Regions from separate parts of the Mus musculus genome. Here region 2 is linked to region 1. Evidence: chromatin loops called from intact Hi-C (ENCODE). Cell type or tissue: left cerebral cortex. All regions are shown on one strand. Each heading gives the region's core, and the rest is flanking DNA. Links, peaks and the distances in the headings are about the cores only.

The links. A loop is a pair of places that touch in the nucleus more often than their neighbours do. Peaks named below come from ENCODE experiments on the same cell type or tissue, not always from the same donor. Only the 100,000 strongest peaks of a DNase experiment are listed, where the experiment ranks them.
Region 2: it touches region 1 in a loop (2.9-fold over the local background); 3 of 42 quality-filtered maps call a loop at or near these places.

The regions. Positions count from the first base shown.
Region 1 is chr13:44,416,177-44,422,716 of GRCm38, forward strand. No RefSeq gene overlaps it. Among named protein-coding and RNA genes, the nearest start is that of Gm33958, 19 kb to the left of the region's middle. In left cerebral cortex, for the core only: no CTCF peak of the experiment used is centred there; a DNase peak (open chromatin) is centred at 2,827.
Region 2 is chr13:44,225,771-44,232,310 of GRCm38, forward strand. No RefSeq gene overlaps it. Among named protein-coding and RNA genes, the nearest start is that of A330076C08Rik, 13 kb to the left of the region's middle. In left cerebral cortex, for the core only: a CTCF peak has its summit at 2,963; DNase peaks (open chromatin) are centred at 3,009, 3,217 and 3,656; H3K27ac peaks cover 1,054 bases.

The DNA of each region.
Region 1 (6,540 bases), core at 1,805-4,304:
AAATAACCCCGCCTGTCACGTGAAGCACAAGACCAGAGCTATACCCTGCGACGCAGACAAGCCCTTGACCCTGGCAGCAGGCTTTACCAACTGGGCTTTAGCAACAGCTTGGGATTGCTAAAATCTGACCAAATGACTTTACTCTTGGCAGAGGCTGCTAGGCCATTCATCATCACAGATTTACTCAAAGGGTCAGAATACTAAAGCTATGAACCCACCGTGGAGAGGACTCAAAAAAAAAATCATGTTTTCAAAGTGTTAGGATTATTTTTATCATATCCTGACCCAGAAATATTAAAGCTGATGTTGGGAAGGTTTTCTGTCAACAATCTGCATGGGAGAGTTCACTCCTTACTCTACTTGAAATTTTCTAGCTGGAAGGTTTTCTCAATGTGACACAACAATGCAAGTGTGTTCGTGTTGCGGAAGCTTTTTAGAATAGGTACACACACACACACACACACACACACACACACACACACACACCACTGTAAGTAGTTAACCATGGGCCTAACACAGTTTCGAAAGTTTTCAAACATCTCAGGGTAATGCGCCACCAAAATTCCACAATATGAGATATGTTGATAGGAACCGAGGTTTCTTTCCTAACTTTCACATTTCCTATTACCAAAATTAGAAAGTCATCGCATCAACTTTTCTTCTCTATCTTCCCCCTTCTTTATTATCTCTCTTTCCTCCTCTTTTCTCCCCTCCTGGACCTTTTCCCCTGTCCCCCCCCCCACCCCCCTCGCTGGGTCGATTTTCTGCTGTACAGCCTCCCAGACCCCAGAGGTCCAACTGTTAAGAACACCAATTTCCAGCTGAGGGCTCACTCCAGAGAGAGTGAAGGATAACTGACACCAGAATTTATTGCCCCCAAAAAACAACCTTCTTAACTCAAAGCAAAACCGTAATTACGGGTGAGAAAGACACTCCCTGTTAACTGGCTGTGAACGAGTGATTTATTTACAAGGCATCCTCCCTCCCAGCAGAAAGCTCTTGGCAGTCACAAATACAGATTCTTGTGTATTCAGAGGCAAAGCGCAGAGGAGCAGAAGAGAGAGTTAAAAGGACATTCTGCACGGGAAGTGTGCCTCTTTCCACCGAATTTACCCCGTAAAGCCACAACACTAAGAGCCCCTGGAAAATCCCCCACTAGGGAAACAAACTTGCACCATGGCAGTGACAAAGACTCCGCATCCCCTCTCCTCTCCCCCCACTTGCTCTCCCTCCTCTCCCCTTCTCCTCGCTCCCCAAGCCCCCCTCCCTGTCTCTCTTCTCTCATCTCTTTCTCTATCTCTCTGTCTCTCTCCCCCAGCTATCTCTTTCTCCCCCACCCCCGCCCACTTTCCTTTTTAATGTGATTCTTTTCCCTGTGAAATCTCCCTGTCACTACTTACAACTTACAGGAAGGCAGTTCTTGCAAGGATGAGGAAAAAAACCCAACACACATTTAATTCACAAACCTGACCCAGCAGAGATAAGTGCTTTTAAATAGTATTAAGTTCTTGTTTTCAGGGAACTGTCAAACTTTAAAGCTAACATAACACTCTGAGATAAGCAGGCTATTGAGGGCTTGTCTCTCTGACAAAGCAGGTTGGGGGAAGTCCTGGCAAAGAAACTGCAGGGGGCTTGAAGAGAGGAGTCTGCTCAGGCCTCCAAAGGATGGAGGAACCAGGCCATAGAATCACCTAGAGAGACATTCGGCCGCCATAGCTCTGCTCGGCTCAGGCTCGTTTCTTCAGTGTCTCCACCTGACCCAGCATGGTTCCTGGAAGGGATATGACCAGAAGCCCTTGACCCCACTCTCCAGACGTCAGCTTAGCTGTTCCACCAAAGCCAGTCCCTCTGATGCAGGAGCAATGGCTCTCAATTACTTCTAGGACAGATGTAGATTCCAAACAGCACTAACCTTTGGAAAACCTCTCCAGGAGACTGGGAACTGACTTCTGAACAAGGGCCTCATATCAAGGGAGAGTGAGTTGGTTCAGTTTTCTGCATGGAAGGTTTTTCTGGGTTTTGTTGTTTGTTTGGTTTTGTTTTGTTTTGTTTTTTGTTTTTTTGGGTTTTGTTGTTGTTTGTTTTTGTTTTGGGGTGTGTGTTTGTTTGTTTGGGGTAGAAGACATGAATGTATGTACCCAGAGTGCACAAGGGTTCAAGTCCTTTTAGTAGGGAACTTAGGCTCTGAGTCTCATGTGATCAAGTAGTTGGAATAGTTAAAATGACTCCCTATAGACATGACCTGTGGTGACTTAGCAAAGTGCCTGGACTTAAGCTACATCACATTGCTGCTTAACACAGGGGAGTCATCTTCTCTGCTGCAAACTCAAAGTTAATCCCTCTAAACCCAGACATGTGACCCTCTGGGAGTCAAGAAGGCCACGGGACAGTTGGCTCCACAGAGCCTAAGCTTCAGAAGAAAATTCTACAAGCATACACCATTTCTGTGAAGAAGACAGAGTTAAGCCACATGCCTGGACCTCAATAGTTGGAGGGGTGAGGCTGGAGGGTTTTGAGTTCTAGACCAATGTGGGCTATACTTGAAAAAAGAGAGGAAAGCGGGGACAGCTGGAATGGCTCACAGTTCGAGAGGATACAGTCCATCATGGTCTTGAAGCCATGGGGGCAGAGATGTGAGGCAGCTTGGTCAGATGAGAGGACAGGAAGTGGACCAAGTCTACCCCTGGTGACTCATTTCCGGTGGGGATGTGTCTTAGCAAATTACTATAGCTACCTAAATTCCAGATGGTCTCGTTTCCATTCCTACACTAAACACACTAAGTGTCGGATACTGAAAGGAATGTGGGTGTGGGAAGGATCTGAGGTTTAGGATGAAGGTGGGAAGGAGGGAAGAGAAGGGTAGGAGAGAGCAGTGGGTGGACGGATGGGCTTGCTGGAAAGGAAAGATGCCAGCAAGCAGGAAGTTTCCTTAACTAGTTGTAAATAATAATCCAAACACATAGATGCACTGTGGATGCTTTCTTGTCCACATGCTGAGAGGAGAGGGCGTGTCTGTCTACCCCATGCCCTTTCAGGATTCGGAGAGTTGAGCAAGCTTGGGTTCCTCATCACGCAGCTGTTGCTAAGCTTCTCAGGGTATGGGGCGGTACTCGGGTTCCATGGCCACAGACCAGGCTTTCTGAGATCAGCTGACTGCTTTTTCTAAACATCTTATTCACCACAATTGCTCTGACAGGGTAATGGGTGCACCCCATGTTCACTGAATAGGGCCCTGGGCTGGTCCAAGATGTAAGTCAAACACCCCAGTCGGCAGTGACGGCCGGTTCTCTAAGACAGCCCCGCAGGCTAAGCTGGGACTGGTGCGGGCAGGGAGGACAGGGGCAGTGGGACAGTCCCTCAGGGAAGTGGGACAGTCCTCAAGAGTGCGGGGTTGGGGCAGCTGATATTGGGATGTAAAGTGAACAAATCATTTAAAAAAAAGTTTATGGTTACAGTCAGGGTCAGAATGAACACACCACAATGAAGACCTTCAAACCTTGGATGAACAAAGTACACATAAATGCAAGGTAGATAGGAACGGGGGGGGGGGGGGGGAGGCGCCTTCCGTTCTTCTGGGGCACAGGGAATGCCCAGCAATTTGTGACATTTTTAGACTTTGCCTAATGTGAATCAGAAAGGAAGCCTAACCTAGGGGCTTGCTCCAGACAGAGCAATCCCGTGGCCCCAGCACCAAACAAAACAGTGACTTGTTAGCCTTGCCGGAAAATACCAACTCAAATTTCCTTCTTCCTGCTGCGGGACACACAGAGCTGCTTAAGCCCTGCTCCATCAGCCACGGCACACACACACCAAGCTGCGGGGGAAACACGGGCCTGAAAGCCAAAGCGGAAGGCAGGAAAGGAAATTGCAAGGTCAAAGTGCCTGCCTGGGAAGTCTGATTACTCAACACCTTTAAAGCGTTATTAGCCAGGCTGGAGGTGGCAGGCTCAAAGAGAGAGTCTGGGGGAGGGGCTCCAAAGGGCTGTAGAAAGAGAAGGGGCTCTAAGCTTGAGAATCCCTCCTGGAGTTTTACAGAAACTCAGAACTCCGGGTGCAAGTCAAGGGGGGGAAGGGGGGGGGCAAGGGCCGATTCAGCCAGCCAAACCTAGAAGGGAGGGTGGAGTACAGGTTAATTGTGGCCGTCAGAGATGAGTGGTTACATGGGGAGATTCATTTAAAATTAACGAGGCATTGGTTGCATTTTATAAGTGTCCCTAGGTAGCAAGTTCATAAGGGAATGAGGTGGAAACAGAAGAGGCTGTTTTAACACTTACTGACCAGCCCTCCAGCCAAGCTGGCACTTGCTGGTGTTTTCCCATCACAGTAACACAAAGACAAGTGGGAGCCCTAAGCCCAGGACAGGAGAGGGGTCCCGCTAACGTGCATGCACCTCGGGCCAGTTTACAAATGACTACACAGTGGTCCCAGCCCCGAGCATAGACAGAACAGACTTAAAATTGAACTATGTGCTCTGGCCTTCACAATGAAGTCGATGGTGGGCTGAGCATAGAAGACTGGACCCATAAGATTATGTTGCCTAGTGATGCCGTCGTCACCATCTTTGTTTGATCTCAGCCAGAATGGTTGGAAGGCCACTGAGAGGCACTTGTACACAGGCCTGAAAACCTTGAGTTCATTTCCCAGATTCCACAAGGTGACTGTAGCAGAGAGAACTGACTCCCAAGAATTGTCCTCTGACAACACACACACACACACACACACACACACACACACACACACACACACAATGTTTTTAAGGCCAAGAAGCAACACCGCAGCCGTCTTAATTTGCATAAGGGTGATGTGATGTGCCCACAAGGATGAAATGTAACAAAACATGTCTCAAGACGTCGCCCCCATCCTTAAACGACTCATGAGAGCTTCGTTTTGCTATCACTGACTTTGGCATTAGAAGCAGTATGAAGGCCTCACTTTAGTAATGCCAATAATTGCTTGGCATGGATGCTTCTGGAAAAGCACAGATGGTTCTAGAGTCTGACTTGGAAAAGCGCTGAGGGTGTGTGTGTTGGGGGGGGGGGATGCAGTTAGGAGGCAGGAAGACCAGAAGTGTAAGGTCATTATTAGCTACAGATAGAGTTCTAGGCCATCCTGAGATGCGTGAGAGCCAGTCTCAAAAATAAAAATTAAAATCAATAAAAATAAAAAAAATATATCACCTCTTTTAATATCAGTGCTTGCTGAAGCTAAGAGACAGCAACTCGGAACCATCATCCATGAGATATCAGAGACATAGCCTTAGCCCCAGTACCACTGTGCCTGTAATGACACCTAACTGTTCTCATCACACCCACCCATGAAGAAACCTGAAGTCATAAATGAAGAATGTTGACACTAATCAGCCAGCCCCTCCCCCTCTTCTCACAGAAAGAACTGAGGTATCCACCTACTCTGCTTCAGGGAGAGGCAGCGATGAGCTATTTGGAGGAGACATCAGATTCTTGGCAAAGAACCACAGACACAGTGTAACATAGTTCCAAGCTGTGTTCTGGGAGACACTTTCTTCCTCTAAAGAAGACACAACCAGGATGCCAAAGAACCTACCCGGTGGCCAAAAAGCCTTCCCTGTTTCCCTGTTACTATCTTTCCACCGCATGTTTTTAGCCCTCACAATAGCTTCTCTCTCTCTCTCTCTCTCTCTCTCTCTCTCTCTCTCTCTCTCTCTCTCTCTCTCTCTCTTTCTCTCTCTCATTTCTTCCCTCCCCCCCCACCCCCCCCACCCCCACTTCTCAACAAGGTCAGCTCATAATAGGCCTTTGAGATGGCATGACCCATCCTAAGGCATGATGCATACCGGGGTTGTCATTCTGAGTGTAAATCAGGAAAGAACCACAAGAATTGAGAGGAGAAGGCCCCATAAGAAAGAGCCCTTGTCTTTGCTCTGTGACACGAGGAGCCGTGTGGGAGCAGCAGGGAGTCATGAGATGCATGCATGGATGGAATGGTCCAAGGGTAGATCTGAGGGCAGCAAGGCCAGAAATCACTGTAATGCGGCTGACAAGGGCTGACAGTCTGCCTCAGCCAGCCCTCCAGTCACCAACTTGCTGGGAAGATATGAATGCGTGTGCACCTGGAAATGTACTAAGACTGGGAGGACAAAGATGTCTGTTAGACAGCCCATCCCTTTTGGTTCTGAGAAAGGTCCAGCATGTGATTTGCTTGCAGATTAAATGTTGTCATTGAGATGGTCTTTCTTGTTTAAAAAAAAGAAAAAAAGGAATGTTCTCTATTGTCAACCACATTGGGCCCTGAAGAGTGGGTGGGTGGGCATGGACTCAGGGAGGGAAAGATGATGGAGAATCGTCTGTGAACAAATAGGAAAAGGAAACACAAGAGTCTGCTGGAGGTAAAACAGTACTTACAGGCAAATTTACACCCTTGGGTAAATCTACTGCTGGGGTGAAAGAATTCCAAGGGAGGACATGGCCTGGAAATTCCATGGTAAACGGAAAGAGAGAACAAAGCAGTCACAGGAGCTGGTCCACAGAGCCAGTATCAATGACAGGGTCCTCTCAGGATAAG
Region 2 (6,540 bases), core at 2,337-4,836, 190 kb before region 1:
TCCTGCCAGGCTGAGGGAGCCTGGAGCCTTGGAAGTATTGAGGTATTTAGCTTGTTTCACTTTCCTTCTCTTGTCCTTGCTGCTGACCACATTCCATGTGCGAGGACCCAGCATTCAGTCTCTCCTACACCACCCAACTCTCTCAGGACTCCCCATCTTATGGAGAAGTTACCCCATCTTACTGAGGGTAAATTATGAGAAGCAGGATCTACCTGCCAGCAAGGCCCTAAGCAAGAAGAAAGAAGAGCTGCAGAGGCTGGGGAAATGGCTCTGTGGGGAATGAACCTACTGCTCAAAGGTGAGGGCTTAAGTTTGAGCCCCAGCACCCACGTAAAAGCAGGGTGAGGGTACCTGTAATCTCAGCACCGGGGAAGCGGAGACAAGAGAAAGCCTGGGCTCCCTGGCCAGCCAATTCAGGTGAATCCCTGAGTTTTGGGTTCAGAGAGAGGGCCTGTCTCAAAAACTAAGGTGACCTGTGTGAGTAAGACATCTACGCAGCTCCCTCCCCCATTTCTCTCCAAGGCAAGAAAAAGGAGAAAGAATTAAAAAAATAAATAAAAATGTTTAAGAATTTGAAACCCTTCAGAAAGTTAATAACACCACTATTAATTTGTGCTATACAAAATGTAAATTTGATATAGCTTATGACAAACTCTTCAGAAAGAATTTTAGAGCCCTATTCCTGCCTTCAGGACATTTATCTGAGCCACCAGGATGAACCTTCATAAGGGCACATGCATCCATTCTTAGCAAGTATTAAGAGTAGTTTGTTTTTTGTTGTGAGGAAAGAGACAGTAGTTTCTTCCCAACTCTGTCTCTTGAAAGTCGAATGGGAAAGCCTTGAGACACCGGGGCTCTGTTCCCTCCTCTGTTGAGGAGAGAAATCGTGGGGAAAACCCTAACAGCTACCTCAAGAAGACCCTCAGCTGCCTATGGCTTTCACAGTGCACCTTCCTCAGCTCACATGAGGGAGCTGGGGGGTGGGGAGAGGACACAAGGCAGAAACAGGGATAAACAAAAGCCCTCGCCATAAGCTGTATCAGACTGACATCTTGTATAGCACACATTAGTAGTGCTGTTCCTAACTATGCATATCTCTAGTCCTGGGAAGCCTCCATGAAATTACTTGCTTGGTAACGTGAAGATGTTATCATTAGTATGAAAATATCTGTCCTATTTTAAACATTGAGAACCCCTCTCTTTAAAAATAAATGAATAAATAAATAAATAAACCAAAGAAGGGAGGGAGGGAGGGAGGGAGGGAGGGAGGGAGGGAGGATGAAAACTATCCTTTAAAATAGTACAGAGCCTTCACAAAGTCTGAGAGGACTTGGAAGAGGGTAAAGGAGAATCCTGGTATAGCGTCCATCTGTCTGAACGCAGTCTGTCCTGTGTAGCTCCCTGTGAGGTAAACTCACAGCAGGTTGGATTAGTCTTAGTAGCATGTATGGTGACGGCTTCTCCCATAATAAACGAAGAGTTGCCCACCTGGCCATTCAACTCGATTCACATTATGCCCTTGGATTTCCTGTACCCTGGCCTTGGGTGCCTCTGTCATAACCCTAAACCAGGCTTGGGGGCTGCTCGCTTCAGAGGTCCATCACATTCTCCAGGATGAGCTCCGCACTCCCCAAATCTCTCTCAACTTTCAGTTTAAGTCACTTTTATCAAGTTACATAGTCATGTGTACATTCTTGCAAATGTATAACTTAGGTTCCCAGAGAGACTGTCAAAGGAAACCTGCCTTCGCCAAACGTGGGCCTCCACACCTAGGGTCCTGCAGCATTGAGGACTCCAGGGAAAGGACAAAGACTCACAGGATTCATCTCTCTGCTACTGATGTCTACCTGCCCTGTCACTGGCTTTGGCAGAACCTTCCAGAGCCTTCCCCCTCTTTGACATCCAGAGAACTAAACTATCGGTTTGTACCCATAAGCTATACTACCTGCAGAGGTACTCAGCGGCTTTTGATTACATAGGGCCTGACTTACAGCCGTCCTCAAAGAATTACACTAGTGATGGTAATGATGATGATGATATAGCTGATAATGATGGCTCTCGAAGTTGGGCTTCTTGCTTCTGCCATCCCATCCCCTGTGCCCAGCTGAGCCTTGTTGCCAGCTTGGAGCAGCCGCAGCAGTTTGATGCCAGTTTCTCTCGGGGTGCCACACTCCCTGACGCGTACCATCCAGCCTAATCTACTTTAGAGCTGTATCGAAATGAAAGATGAATAGGAGGGAGAGCTTGCTGCTAAAACATATGTGTCAGAAAATCATTATGAGTATTAAATTACAGCCATAAAATGAACCAGAACTAATCTTGCAAATTAAGATCCAATAAATTTTTTTCCAGGACACACCTTTTCTTTATGTATGTATATGTGTGTGTGTGTGTGTGTGTGTATGCAAAATAAGATTGAGGCCAGCCGCATGAAAACTGAGCGGATGACTTTGGCAGATGGCATTAGAAAGAGGTATGACAGCAGACATTTCAATGTGATAAATAGGTATGTGCTCTTGAGGGCAGGGGTGCAGGCTGGCTAGTGGATCGCTATTGCCCCTGTGCCAAATGTTATAATGATCGGATTTTACACTGATGCAACTATGTGTTTTCCATGTACAGTTTATACATGCGTGTTCCCGTCCCTCTCCTCAGCACCTCCCCCCACCCCTACTCTTTAATCCTCAGCTGGGGTCCTGCTGACATGAGAAACTAGTTCATTTCTGATAACCTCTTATTTTGGAAGAGAGGACACAGCCATTCAAATTAAATCTGAAGCTATAAACAAGCCTTTGGAGAGTTGCCTTCTCGCTGGAATAACAGGATAACACCCCCCCCCAACCCTGCGGGAGAAAAGAGACTGTAATTAGTTCATTGTCCACGAATAGGCACAAAGGAGGCGAAGCCCCGGCCTGGACTCCCTTTCAAGGGAGGATCTTGGGGCAGATGTTAATTAAGTGAGTAACTTCTACCATCTCCTGGGAATGCAGAGGAACACCACTCCCCTTCCAGAAGAGACATTGAGGAAGGGTGTGACCAAGGACATACATAAAGAGTCTCCAAAGAAGAAGAAGAAAACAAAACAAAAAGCAGGGTTCATCTCCCGCTGTCAGCCTTCCTGCCGCTGGCACTGGCAGAACATTCCAGAGCTGTTCTTCGACGCTCCCCAAACCAAACTATTTATAGCTGCGCAATCATTATAAATAAATCTGTTTATACTGTGGAGCCTTGGCCCTGCATGAGTTAAAACTCTCGGCTGGCAGCTATAAATAGCTGTTACACGCTCCAGTGTGACGACTGACGGATACGTCCTCAAATTGTGACAAATAATGACAAGTTTGTTTGACAAACATTCCGCTGACATTCATCTGATTTTGAGTAAGTGGTGCCTGCTTTCTTAATTTGGTCCCCGAGGCCCGGGAGCTGGGAGACATTCTTTATTCTCCCTCCCTCACCTCCTGCCCGGGAACTGTCCTGCAGTCCGGTGTTTTCTCCTCCTAATCAACTGGAAGGGATTGAGGCCATTTAAGGGGAAGCTTATTAAATCCACCATTTGTCTCCTGGGACAGTCCTGCTTTAGGGGATTTGCAAGGGTCTGGGGAGTTTTGTTAATGACGTGAGAGCCAGAGGGAGAGAGAAGGGAATGAGGGCCAGGCTGGAGTGTTGGGCAACGCAAGGGCTTCACGTAGGATCTGAGACATAGAAGGATGGGTGTGTGGGTGGAGGGATGTGAGCCTGGTGCTCCTGCTGAGTTGTCATCTAGGTTGAGGTCTCCAGAGTCTGAGGTCCTTTCTCTAGATCAGCTGATATTAACACACATCCTGAGTTACTCAGGACCTTAAAATACACACAGGCTTTGTCACCTGTCTAGTGTCACAAGGTCCTGATGCCAGAAGAGCTGGGACAAACTAAACTTCTGCATCCAGGGCTCCATGTTCATCACAAGTATCGGCTGGTTTACTTCCTTTAAAGCCCTCAGAACCATACCTGCCTGTGACTAGCACCCTCCAAGGGCCGGCAGTTTATGGGAGCAGCCAGCACCATCTCCTATTCTCTAGTGCTGTCAGTGTTGACTTTGCCAGGGTCACCTGTACTGCCCCTCAGTGTCCTCATGGGCATGTCTTCTCTCTAGGTGCTCTCTCTTGTTTGCTGTATTGCATTCTCCCCATGTGTGTTCTTTGAGTGTGTGGGGTGTGTGTGGGAGAGTGTGTGTGAGTGTATGTATGTGAATGTGTGTGTGTATGTGTGTGAATTGTGTGTGTATGTGAGTGTATGTATGTGTGTGTATGTATGTGTGTATATGTGAGTGTGCGAGTATGTGAGTGAATGTGTGTGAGTGTGTGTGTGTGAATGTATGTGCATGAGTATGTGTGAGTGAGTGTGTGTATGAATTGTGTGTGAATGTGTGTATGTATGTGAGTGTGTGAGTGTGTGTGTGAGTGTATATGTGTGAGTCTGTGTGCATGCGAGTGTATGTGTGTATGTGTTGCATGTATTTGAGTGTGTGTGTATGTGAGTATACGTGTAAGTGTGTATGTATGTGAGTGTATGTATGTGTCTGTATGTATGTGAGTGTATGTGTAAGTATATGTGTGTATGTGTGTGTGAGTGTATGTGTATATATATGTGAGCGTGTGTATGTGAGTGTGTGTATGTGAGTATGTGTGTGTGTGTGTGTATGTGTGTGAGTGTGGGGAGGGGTACATGTGCACAAATAAGTGCATACTCATATAAAGAGTAGAAGATCCTCTTGGAAGCTGTCAAGATGTCAAGATGGGTTTTGTTTGTTTTGTTTCTGTTTTGAGACAGGATCTCTCGCTGGTCTATAACAGCGGCCAGTGGCCAATGAGCCCAGGGATCTCCCTGTCTCTGCTCCCCAGTGCTGGGACTACAGGTACATGCCTATCTTTACCGTGGGTGCTGGGATTAGGTTCGGCTCTTCGTGCTTAGGAGACAGGTACTTTCCCCACTACGCTGTCATCTGAGCCCTCCCTTCTTTGACCTGACCTTCTTTGACCTCCATAAAGCTTTCACATCTTTTGACCGTTCAGCTCTAACCACAAAGCTGCTGTTCCTTGCTTACCTCCTTCCCAGCCTGAGATGGGGCTGTAGAAAGGGGACCTTGCTCTCAGAGCCTGCTTGAGTCTGCTCCATGTCACTATAACCAAACACCAGGATCAAGGGACACAGTAGTAAAGAGCTTCAGTTTTCCTACAGCTTTGGGGGCTCAAAGGGGTGATGGCGGCTGTCTGTACTCCAGCATGAAGGTGGTGTAGTGTAGCGATGGGACGACCATGACAAAACAACAGGCAAGTATGTTCCTGTGAGGTGCACTGCTTCTACCACCACCCACTCTTGGGGGGAAGAGCACTACATTAATCTCTTCCTAGGGTAGTGCCCCAGTGACCTGGTCACCTCCCACTAGGCCCCATCTCTGAAAGATCCTCCACATTCGCCCTGTCATCCTGAGGGGTCAAGCTGTCAGCACACAAAACTTTGGGAAGTGTCCTCAAATTATGTCCTATGAGGGCAAGTCAGGGCGGAGTCTTAGGTTGTGTGCCCCAGTTCCCCTTTCTTACCCCACACTGTCTTAACTCTGATTCTCCTGAAGTAACTCCCACATCCCACTGGTCTCCATCTGTCTAAATTATTGCAGACTTAATGCCCTGGTCAGCCAAGCCTCAAATGATCAGCTTACGCTCTGCCTCGCAGTGAGAGTCTCCCTCAGCCCAGAGTGCATGCCCCCAGATGACCCAGTCCCTTTCTGTGCCCAGACTGGCTTTCTGGACCCCTAGTGAATGCCTGTGGAAGCCAGGGCTTCCACAAAGCTGGCCAGCCAGCTGCCTGCATCTCCCCTGGAGCCCTGCCCTCTTATCCCTGGCTCCCTCTTACCACCAGCCTGTCTTAATCCTGCCTTGTCTAGATCTGTGAATTCGCTCAGGTTTAATCCTCTTTCTCAGTGGTCAGGGGTGTATTCCCTTAATCATCTTGGTACCATCTAGCCTGACATCTCCCCAGAATAGGAGAATCGGGAAAGTCAACTTCCTAAAAATGCCAGGAAACAAACAAACAAGCTAACAATAATAACAAACAACAACAACACCCAGGGCTGAAGAGATGGCTCAGCTGTCAAGCACTTTCTGCTCTTGCAGAGGACACACATTTGGTGACCAGCACCTACATAGCAGCTCGCAGGAGACTGTAACTCTAGTTCCAGCAGATCTGTCCTTAGAGTGTCTGAGGTCCTTTTCATGAGCTTATGATAGAACCCAGAACAGGGGCACATCACAGCCCAGGGAGAAGCGTAAGCAACGTGCTGACAAGCTAACCACCAAAGTGCAAAGCCACAAATTAAAAACTCCTTAAAGAGCCAAATCCTTGCTTAAAAGTTACAGGGGGGCTACGGGGATGGGGAGGGAGGACTCCGGGTCCCTTTGTGCATTTCCGTATTAACACAGTCACACTTGGCCATGCAGATGTCAGTTCCAATAAACAGCAGGGCTTTCCAGGGCCTGGCCTCTAATTGAAGGGATTGTTACT